Linked DNA regions of Homo sapiens: region 2 is linked to region 1. The links are chromatin loops, found by intact Hi-C in ENCODE. Cell type or tissue: thyroid gland. All regions are shown on one strand. Links, peaks and the distances in the headings refer to the core of each region. The heading gives the core; the rest is flanking DNA. Region 1 overlaps LINC01498 (long intergenic non-protein coding RNA 1498). Region 2 overlaps WSCD2 (WSC domain containing 2).

Evidence for each region. A loop is a pair of places that touch in the nucleus more often than their neighbours do. Peaks named below come from ENCODE experiments on the same cell type or tissue, not always from the same donor. Only the 100,000 strongest peaks of a DNase experiment are listed, where the experiment ranks them.
Region 2: it touches region 1 in a loop (2.3-fold over the local background); 4 of 110 quality-filtered maps call a loop at or near these places.

The regions. Positions count from the first base shown.
Region 1 is chr12:108,462,699-108,468,077 of GRCh38, forward strand. The region is part of intron 2 of LINC01498 (long intergenic non-protein coding RNA 1498); the gene reads right to left. Among named protein-coding and RNA genes, the nearest start is that of LINC01498, 8.3 kb to the right of the region's middle. In thyroid gland, for the core only: no CTCF peak of the experiment used is centred there; no DNase peak of the experiment used is centred there.
Region 2 is chr12:108,211,833-108,217,211 of GRCh38, forward strand. All of the region lies in intron 4 of WSCD2 (WSC domain containing 2), which reads left to right. All of the region lies in intron 2 of LOC124903077 (a long non-coding RNA gene), which reads right to left. Among named protein-coding and RNA genes, the nearest start is that of WSCD2, 85 kb to the left of the region's middle. In thyroid gland, for the core only: no CTCF peak of the experiment used is centred there; no DNase peak of the experiment used is centred there.

The sequences.
Region 1 (5,379 bases), core at 327-5,326:
CTCTGTGATCACGATGGAAGCCCTCCCCATTCCCCTCCCACTTCCCAAAGGCCTCCACACCATCCTTCCCTGCTCAGAACGGTCTTCCAAATCAACCTCCTTTTTCCCCAGCCCCAGTCTCATCACTTCTCAGAGACCAGGGATCAGGATTGGGCAGAATGCATCTGCGTGCTTTCATCCTTGGCTCTGTGTCGGCACCATCTGGCACAGGAGAGAAGGGTCCTCAGAACCAAGGTGGGGGAAGAAAGGCAGGGAGAGAGCAGAGGAGGGGAAGGAAGGGGAGGGTAGGAAAGGGGAGGGGAGGGGAGGGGAGGAGAGGAAGGGAAGGGAAAGACAGAGGAAGGGAGGGGAGGGGAAAGGAGGAGAGAGAGGGGAGGGGAATTATTAGGCGGCAAAGAGACCCTTCCCAATACAACCCTACCACATGCACTTCTTTGTCACTGCTTTCTACTCTCTGAACATTTATGGTACATCAAGTCCAGCCCTCCTCAGCCCTTCCCTCTGCGAAGACACCAAGACCATGCACATTTCACAGTGAGGACACTGGAGCCAGGATGGGGCGCGGAGGGGGGGTGTGATTTAGCCGACACCACTCATCAAGTTGGTAGCAGAGACAGGGCTACAACCCAGCTCTCTGACATCCCTTTATTGTGAGTTGAGGAAGGAGTGAGTCTCCATTGCAGTTCGTTCCACCTGCCCTCCAGAATCCCAAGGAGCAATCCTATTAATCATCACAAGAAGGTTAATATGAAAATAGAATCAGGCCTAAATTGAAACAGACAAGTTCAAATCTGTCACCCTTAACCCAGTCCAATTCAATCTGTCAGCAAGTCCTGTTGGCTCTTCCTTCAAACTGTATTGAGAATTCATTTTTTCCTTTCTACTCCGGTCACCTCTGTCCAAGGCACCAGGGTTCCTGCAGCCACCTCCTCTCTGCCTTCCCAGCTCCCATCTTGCCCCTCCACAGGTCTTTGCATGTAGCAGCTGGAGCCTTCCTCTTAAAATATAAACTGGATCGTGTCTTTCTCCCCAGCTTGGAGCCTCTAGCAAATGACTTCTGGCTGCACTTAAAATAAAACCTCCATTTCTCACCCTGGTCGATGAGGCAGGACACGATCTCTTCACGCTTCCAAACTCATCTCCTGCAGCAACCCCTCTCCTTCACTTACCCTGTTCCTCTTTCTGTCCCTGTGAAACTTAAGACTCTGGGCTGGACACAGCTATGATCCCAGCACTTTGTGAGGCCAAGGCGGGAGAATCGCTTGAGGCCAGGAGTTCAAGAGCAGCCTGAGCAACATAACAAGACCCCATCCCATCTCTAAAAAAAATTTTTTTAATGAGCCAGGTGTGGTGGCATGCATCTGTGGCCCAGCTACTCAGAAGGCTGAGGTGGGAGGATCACCTGAGCTCAGGAGTTCGAGGTTCCAGTGAGCTGACTGTGCCACTGCACTCCAGTTTGGGTGACAGAGTGAGACCCTGTCCCAAAACAGCAACAACAAAAACACCAAAACTCCCAGCTCTCTCCTGCTTTCCACAGCCTTTGCAATTGCCATTCCCACTCACTGTGGAAATGGGCTCCAGGTGTCTGCACAGCCAGCTCCTTCTCCTTTCCTCTCAACTCAGATGTCGCTTCTTTGGAGAGGCCTTACCACCATCAGGAATCATCTTGCTCACCTTTCTGCTTATTTGTTGATTGTCTATCTTCCCAGACTATGAGGCACACACCATCAGGGCAGAGGCCAGGTTTACTTTGTTCAAGCACATGGAATAAAGTAGGTGCTCAATGAGTCTCTGAGAAGAAAGGCAGGGAGGATGGGGTGGTGTGGAAGAAGGGAGACCGGTGTGTGCTCCTTAAGGTAACATCCATGCCCGGGCCCCAGACACCCAAGGAACAGTCAGCAGGCCCTGAGGCCAGTCTCACCCCTCCATCAACACACCACAGCCAGTGTTGTTTGTAGCTCAGCGTGGGCCCCCATTGAGTCTGGCTATGGCATATTCAGAACAGCCAGGGCCTCTAACAAGGTGAGTGGGGACCTGGCAGTCATTTTCTCTTTGCAGCTGTGACATCTTCACGGAAGTTCCTCTTTGAGTCAGGTTTGTATCTCTTACCTGACTCTTGCAGCCACGACTTCTGGAACTCTGTCTCCCAGGATGTGACCGTGTACTAAAATATTTTACATGCCATGTATCCATGATAGTTCCATGAGGGAACTACCATTATCATCCCCATTTGAAAGATGGGGAAACTGAGGCTCAGAGAAATTCTGTAATGAGCTCAAGGTCATAGAGCCTCTTACCAGCTGAGCTGAGATTTAGACCCAGACAGGCTGAGTGCAGAGCTGATGCTCTTGACCATGACACTGGAGACCTCCTGGCACCAAGGATGCCATAGGATGAGTGAAGTCTCCAAGAAGTCTACCAACTGGTTTCTGCCTTAATTTTCTTGACCCCAGGACCCAAGGCCCCGGGTGCAAGGGTAGCCACAGCAGAGGCTCAGAAGTCCACACTGAACTGAGGAATGGGGTCAGTCCTACCCTGTGTCAGAAATCCCTTTCTCTTGCTTTGCGAGGCCAAAGGGATCAAGTCAAACCAACCATGGCTGTTTCCCTAAAAATCCCATTTTCCCTCTCAGTGAAGGAGAAAGCAATATGATTCTGCAGGCTCCCTGAATGGTGAATTTGCCCCTGTTAGGCAGCTTCTAGGGCTGATTTGGAGAAAAGAAACAAATCACTCCAGCACCTAAATCTAACAAGCTGGGAGAGATGGCAGTAAGGATTGCTGCCGGGAGGTGGGGCAGGAACCAGGAGATGTTTATAGGGCACCAGAGAGAAAGAAATGGGGATGGTTGAGCCCATTCTGCTGCTGACCCCAGATTTATACACTACAGGCCTCGTTCATGGTCCCCATGGGACCACAGGTCCTTTCAGCATCTCCTCCTAGCTTGGGAAGATGAATCACACACACAGAGGAAGCGAGTGTTGCTGTATCTTTGTGAGTGAGCCTGTGTGTGCTTGGATGTGTGTGTGTGCACACATTGGAATGTCTTTGTGTGTCTGCCTCAGTGTATCTGTGTGTCTTTGTATATGCATTTGTGTTTCTGCCTTTGGCTACATCTTTCAGATGGATGAGATCAGTTTCTCTTTCAAGTCGCCTTTTGGGAGTTTACTACAAGATCCGCTTCCCTCCCCTCTACTGGACAGAGTGATGCCTCATCTTCCCTGCCTCTGAATGTTGAGGCACCTTCTCCCCTGCTGACAAAAAATCAAATCTTGGAGGTGGTCTTCGATTCTACTCAGGGGAAGTAAAAGTCTGTAATTATGATATACTACCAAATGAGGTGGGTGGTTTCAAGCCCCTAGCTGGTAAATTCCCTCCTCTTTCCTTCTTGCAAGTCAATTCCTTTTGTTTTTTGGGTTTTTTTTTTTTTAGATGGAGTCTTACTCTGTTGCCCAGGCTGGAGTGCAGTGGTGCAATCTCAGCTCACTGCAACCTCTGCCTCCCAGGTTCAAGCGATTCTCCTGCCTCCACCTCCTAAGTAGCTGGAATTACAGGCATGTGCCACCACACCTGGCTAATTTTTGTACTTTTAGTAGAGTTGGGGTTTCACCATGTTGGCCAGGCTGGTCTCGAACTCCTGACCTCAAGTGATGCACTTGCCTTGGCCTCCCGAAGCACTAGGATTACAGGCATGAGCCACCACCCACTGCACCCAGCCAAGTCAGTTCTTATTTAGAGCAAAGATTTTTTTTCGCTGATGCAAACTATTTAAGCTATTTATGTAGTACTTATTCCCCTGCACAGACATGTGATAGCCACATATTTAAAGTCTGTAAATAATACTATCAAAATGATCTTAATCTTCTAAATCTCACAAATGTTTATATTTTACAACCCAATCAAAAATTAATGCTAAACAAGCCAATCATAGAGCAAAGATTTTTAACCTCTGCATCTGTCGTCATGTTTTGGGCAACATGTGCAGCCTACCAGCTCTCTTCTGTGCCTTCATGACCTAGAAGCTACATGTGGGGTGGCAGCATCACAAAAATCAAAGTAGCCTGAGTCCCTAAGTAATTGCATGAGGGACCACCACCATAGAGGGTTGACTGACTCCCAACAGAATTTATGTAAGAGAAACAAAGCTTGATTGTCTAAAATCACAGAGACTTCTGGGTTTGCTTGTTACTGCATTCATAAGCTTATCCTAACTAATACAACAACTAAATCATCTTATGTATCCCTGGTGGTATACACAATAAAACCTTGGCATACATTTGACTTGGCTATTTCTAAGATCCCACTTAGCTCTGAGACTCGATAATCCTAACCTCTTATGATAGCATGACCCTAATTATTTACCCAGATCACACCTCTGGGTCTCTGAAACATAAATTTGCAGACTGACATTGCCACCCAGCCCTCTAGTATATGAGGAGATACGTCTAAAGATGCTACCAGGCCCTCCCAGAATGGAAAAGCATGAAACTGAGGGATTTTTTTCTGCGACTGTGAAGCTTCTATATTTATTGCCCAGCCAGCTGCATTTCACCCTGTGCTGGGCAACGGTTCCTAGATGAACCCAACCCAAAGCCCTTCTCCCCATGAGCCTTTCTACAATCCAAACCCTCCCAATTAAGGAGACAACTTTGAAATTAACCCTAACTAAGTCTCAGAAGTGTCCTTGGACTTCAAGCAAGCTGAGTACCTTGGGGGACTTATTCTGGCTCTTGTTGGACTTGATACTCATGTCTACCGAAGTGTCAGGTGACTTGGGTTCCAATCACAGCTCTCGCATTCCTAGCAGTGTGAACTCTGACAAGTTACATGGCCTCTCTGAGTCATATCTTCAACTGTAAAATGTGGATAATAATAGTACCTGCCTCCTAGGATTGTCCTGAGGATATACAGAGCATAAAACTAGTGCCCCAACGTCAATGAAAAAAAGGAGCCCTTTGTGTAAGCAGAATGGGGGAAAGCACCCATAACCAAACTCTAATCAGACAAAGTGTCAGCTCTTTAGCCATTGGAGTCACCAGTAAACTTGGCCTGAGAGAGTAAACCTTCAATTCACTATTGCTGTCTAGCTAAGACAGGCTTCTCGGGGTGCCATTGTTATCAGGGATGGGGAGGAATGGGACAGAGCACCAGTACCTTTTGATGAGGAGGAGAGTCACTGCTTAGGTACTGCTGGGGAAGTCCCAGTCAGGCAGTGAGATGCTCCAGGCACTAAAAAGACAGCATGAAACGGGCACATATATCACTTCTTCACTTGAAGTCCCAGTTTCTTCCCGCATCAAATCCACAGGCTATATTGAGGGTCTAAAGTGGCTGCCACAGATTTTAAAATGTGGAGACCCTGCGAGGTGTTATCATTGCTAT
Region 2 (5,379 bases), core at 254-5,253, 250 kb before region 1:
TTTTGTATTTTTAGTAGAGACAGGGTTTCACTGTGTTGGCCAGGCTGGTCTCAAACTCCTGACCTCGTGATCCACCCACCTCAGGCTCCCAAAGTGCTGGAATTACAGGCATAAGCCACCACACCCAGCCTCAAATCCCATATTTTTGAAGCTCCATTCAAGCTTTGCTGTGCAATAGGGTCAAGCATGCGGTCAATTTGCAAACTGGCTGGTTTTTCCAAATTAACTGCAACTTCCACCTCCCCATAGTCACATCAGTTCAGGTATGAAGCCCTAGGAGGGCAGAGGGCAGAGGACAGAGGTAGCATGTGAAATCCAGGCCAGAGAATGTCCATAGAGTGGCTTTGTGGTTTGGCTGCTAATATTATGAGTTTTTAACTTAGTGGCAGATTTGTCACCTTTACAACTGATCGCCTTTATGTCAATATTTATGTTATGTTATTTTGATAGCAACATTTGGACCATCTGAAGAGATGACCTGAAAGTCAGGGATATTTATAGGGAAAGCTGCTGCCAGTAACACATCCTAGTGGATGAAGCTGAGACAGATAACAAGAATTGGACTGTGTATGTCATTAGCCAGACACTAGCCAGACCTCCTTTTGGTTAATGTTCAGGTTGGCTGAATAACCTGGACACACTCTCTCTCAATATCTCTTTCTCTCCTCTCTCCCCTCTCTCCTTCTCCCCACCTCTCTCTTCCTCTTTCTCTCCCCCACCTTCCTCCCTCTCTCTTCCGCTGTCTCTCCACCCCCATTTCTCTCTCTCTCTCTCTCTCTCTCACACACACACACACACACACATTCAGACACACACACACACTGCTGTGATCACCTTGTATTATATAATAACACTTTCATTGGCCATGGGTGAGCTGGGGGGCTGCTGGCAGGAACAATGCTGCACCCCTCACCTGCCCCCTTCTGTGTGGCACAATTATTTGGGTGGTGCTTTGTACCATCTGAGAATAGCATTTTTGTATTATGTCCAAGAGGAAGAAACACACTTATTTCTACTGAGAGTGGAGTCCTGGATTCTCTAAAGTCCATCACCGTTGTTCCGAATCATCGCCATGTAAGGTTTGAAGCTTGAGCACCTTCAGCTGGAGACCCTAAAAGAAAATCTAAGCCTTATTAGCCTTGAGGCTACTAAGGCTGAGACTTAGAAGGGAGGCAGCTTGGACAAGGAGAGAGATGGTTGACAATGTTTCAAATCCAGTTGGCAACATGGTATACAAAGAGAGTGCAGGGACCATTCATTGAACCAAAACACTTGATGAGCTCCTCTGTGGATGAGGTATGGAGAGGCTCAGTGGTCAGTAAAGCACAATGCCTGACCTCAAGGAGCTTTCCATCTCATGGGGCAACAGACCTGATACTAATGAAATTGGTTCAACCATGAGTTAAAAGGATAATTTTGTGCAGACCCAATACAAGTAGGATTGGTTGAACCACAGACCCAGAGGGCTGCGGGGGCTCTGTCTTCAAGAGCCAAGGGAGCAACTTTTGAGCTGAATCTCATTCTGAGAGGATTCCAGGTGAAAGGGACAGCCATGTGTTCTAATTCATGATCAAAAGTCCAGAGTCAGCAAAGGTCATGTGTTGAATGCTATGTTGGAAGCACCTTTCTCACTGATGTCTGCATTTTATATTTGTAGAAACTGTGGCTCAGAGAATAGAAATGGCTAAATTGAACAGCACTGGGGGAGGCTCCACAAAGAAGGGGGCAGCTCGATAAAGGAGGGGACATTTGACAAGAGCCTTGAAAGGTTGTTGCCTGGCAGAGAAGAGGAGGATACCCAGACTCAAGACAAATCACCAAGCAGTGGGAGAGGAATTAGGCAAATAAAAGAGTGCACAAAAGCCTGGTGCCTATTGCAGGAAATGACTGGCAGGCATGGTTTTTCCAAGGCTACTGTGCCTCTTAGGGACTGACCATGGGCTTGAACCCAGGTCCATGAATCCCAGTTAGTATACCCACTTGCTACAGTGTTGTAGACACCCTGACCCTGGAATTTGGTTCAGAACACCATCTCTCTTTTAGGGGAGCTCCTTGGCTCCAGCTCATCTCCTTCCTTCCCTGACCCTGATCCCTCCTTCCACCTTGTTTCCAGACTCTAGGCAATGTGAAATCTGCAATGTCTTTGCTCTGACTCAGTGGTGCCTTCGATTTCCTAGGATTATGCCTAGGATTTGCTTTGTACACAAAGAAGTCAGAAAGGGATGCCTTCCAAGTCACTGGCACACAACTCTGGCATGTATTACATCAGGCAAGAGAAATGAGCGAACACTCCAGCAAACAGCTATGGCAGAAACCAGATTTCATTTGTAGAGTCATTAGTTGGTATTAACACTGTGTCCTAATTGTGTTTTCCTAAGCAGTGGCACAGAACCTTTAATGATTGGAGAGATCTAAAGGAAGGTTTTTATCTCCCAAGGACCATTCTGGTGGGGCATCTGCCTCGCACAGGATGCCAGCCTACGTGTTTCTGAGGTGAGGTGATGGAATGTTCCCATAATAGTGAGAGCATTAAAAGGTTAGCAAAGCAAATGTCTGCAGGCACCCTGCTATTCTGCCTTGACACAGACTCTCGGGCACGTGGACTCTTTGCCCTTGTTACAAAAGAACTGAGAAATGGACTTCTTTCTTGGTCAGATTACATTTTTCACAGCAGTTTGCTAAATGTGTCGGCAAGTGTAGCTCTCCTCCCAGGGATAGAGACCTGCTGGTGATTTGAGAACATTATGGCTTTACGCGATGTTGCAAGAAATTTCATTTGCCTGAAAGATTCTTGCAAGATTTGGGTTGCAAAGTTCATCAGAACGGGGCTCCTGAGTCCCAAGGGTGGCTGTCCATGGTGCTGACCACTGCACTGCCTAAAACCCCAATGATGGCAAATCAGCCTCTCCCAGGGATGTGTACTTTTTTCCTTTTGTTTTTTCCTTCCTAGTTTAGTGAAGACATTATGAAGCTTACACTATCACTGAAAAAATAGATACCTTGTTTATGGTTCACAATTTTTTACATGGTGGTTTTTGTGTACTGTTGTTAATTCCGGCAATTTTTTGTCTCCCAAAGTTAGGAGAATTTTGTGCAGTGCTTTGCTTTATGTTCACTGATACTCCATTCCAACTACTTTTACTGAGGGGAACCCTCAGATGATTAGGGGACAGTCACATTTGCTGGAATGGACCATGTCTAGTTCCTTCTTTGCTAGACCTGGAGGCTTCTTCTACTTCCCTTTGCTGTAGGTCTGGGAGCCCTGAATTTCATAATTCATATGGGACCCCATGAGCTCTTCTCTGTAGGGCCAAGGGAATGATAGAAAATATTTCTTCTTCTGCATCATGATGGGAGAGAATTGGTTTGCTCTTCTCCCCTAAGCAAAATCTAGGCCATTGGACAGGAAAATATTGGGAGCAATGCAGGTTTTGGAATCAGGCATAATGTTTCTATCCCAACTCTCTCACCTGATGGCTGTATTGACTTTGGCCAAGCCACTCGTTCTTTCTAGGCGTCTGGTGCTTCGTCTATAAAATGAAGACAATCCCAATCTTTCACAATTTCTGGGGCCACCGAGTGAGGTAAAGACTAGAAAGCACCTAGCACAGTGCCTGTTACAGAGTAGCTTTTTCCTAATGGAAACTCCCCAATTCACTCCGAGAAGCACCCAATTCAAGTGATTTGAATTTCCAACAGCCCACAGGAGCCTTTGGTAATGTCTAAAAATAGCTGGCTTGAATTCTCTTTGGACAGTTAGGCTCTTTGTGTAATTCAATCTCTCTCTGATTATAGGTAGCTAGGTAGCCATTAACAGCTTCCAGCTCACTGCCTTTCCTCCTCACCAGCATCTTTAATGCAGTGGAGCTTGGCCTAATTACCCAGGGGTTGGTGGCTTCTTTCAAACCAAGGAGAACTCTTCCACGGCTGCCTCTAAGCTGATGCCTGGTGACATTTACCTCATTTTTGTGAAGCTCCAGAACAAAGAGATGATAGGACTTCAGAGACACTTGCAGCTGGTTCCGGGCTGTTCTTCATCTGCCCCCAGCAAAGGGAGTTGATGAACAGTTGCTCTGCTTGCTTCTTGCTAGTAAAAAGCCCAAGCTGCTGAGGTCATGTACCATCCCAGCTAGCCTGGCAATGCAGAGCTGACATTGTCAGAATGTGGGGCATGGGCTTTTGCAATCCTTGGACTCCCACTGTGGGGCCGAGAGGATTTCTGGAAAATTCAGGTAGCTGGAATGGGGGTCTATGGAGCCCAACTTGTTAAAATTGAGCAGATCTTCTTCAGGATAGTAGAGATGGGAAACAAGGATGTGATGTCAAACAAGATTGGGGTCAAATCCCAGCTCTGCTCCCTACCAGCTGTGTGACCTGGAAAAGTAATTGAATCTTGCTAAGTTTCAGGGTCTCTGCCTACAAAATAGGATAATAATATTGTTCACCTCATAGGTTGCTGTGAGGATTAACTGAGATATAATACACACAACATACTTAGCACTAATGACATAGAGTAAACAGCTGTTATTACTGCCATCATTGCTATTATATAGAAAGGTTTGATCATTAGGAAGATGCCATCCAGGGCTACTGCTGTTGTCATTCATGACTCCAGGGAGTACCATTCACATAGACTATGAGCTGTGAAAAGCAGTGGCCCTGAAATCTGTGAAGGATTTTCCTTGTAACTGAAAGTGCTCAAAGATCCAAGGTGTTTTAAGTTGGGTTCCCCCAATACAGGGATGTGAACCTTGGCTACCTGGAAGGTGTTGCCAAGATGCACCCATAGGGGACTAGAAAGGTTAGATGGGGAAGAAAGCTAATACAGGGTCCCTGACAAAGCAGGTCTCTAGTGAGGACAATGGAAGCTTAACCCCACTGGAGAGCTCTGGAGGATGGTATTGAACAAACCTCAGACGTGTTCCACCTGAGGAGCAGAAAGCTGCTGTATTTTTTTTTCCTCCAACTCTCATCCATCATTGGCTGAGGGTGGCTCCTGGGGAAATTAACACCCTGGCAGGCCCAGCCTGTCCCTCACAGGCCCTAAGGCAGAGTCATGGTCACTATCAGCCAATAATGGAATGGCAAATGCCAAGAGCAGGCATATTAATGGACTACTGACAGCAAACAGTGCATGGGATCTAGCCACCTTCCACATATTATGGGCAAGTGATGAAAGGAACAGGAAGTGGCATGGTTTGAGTACTTGTTATGTCTCAGACACTGTTGTAAATGCCATCTCATAGACTTTCACCCCAACTGTGCAGGGTAGATACAACAATCCTCATGTACAGATGAGAAAAACTGAGGCTCAGCAAAGTGAAGACACCTGCCCAATGGCACACAGCTAAGTAAGCAGCTGACCCAGGTCTGTCTGAC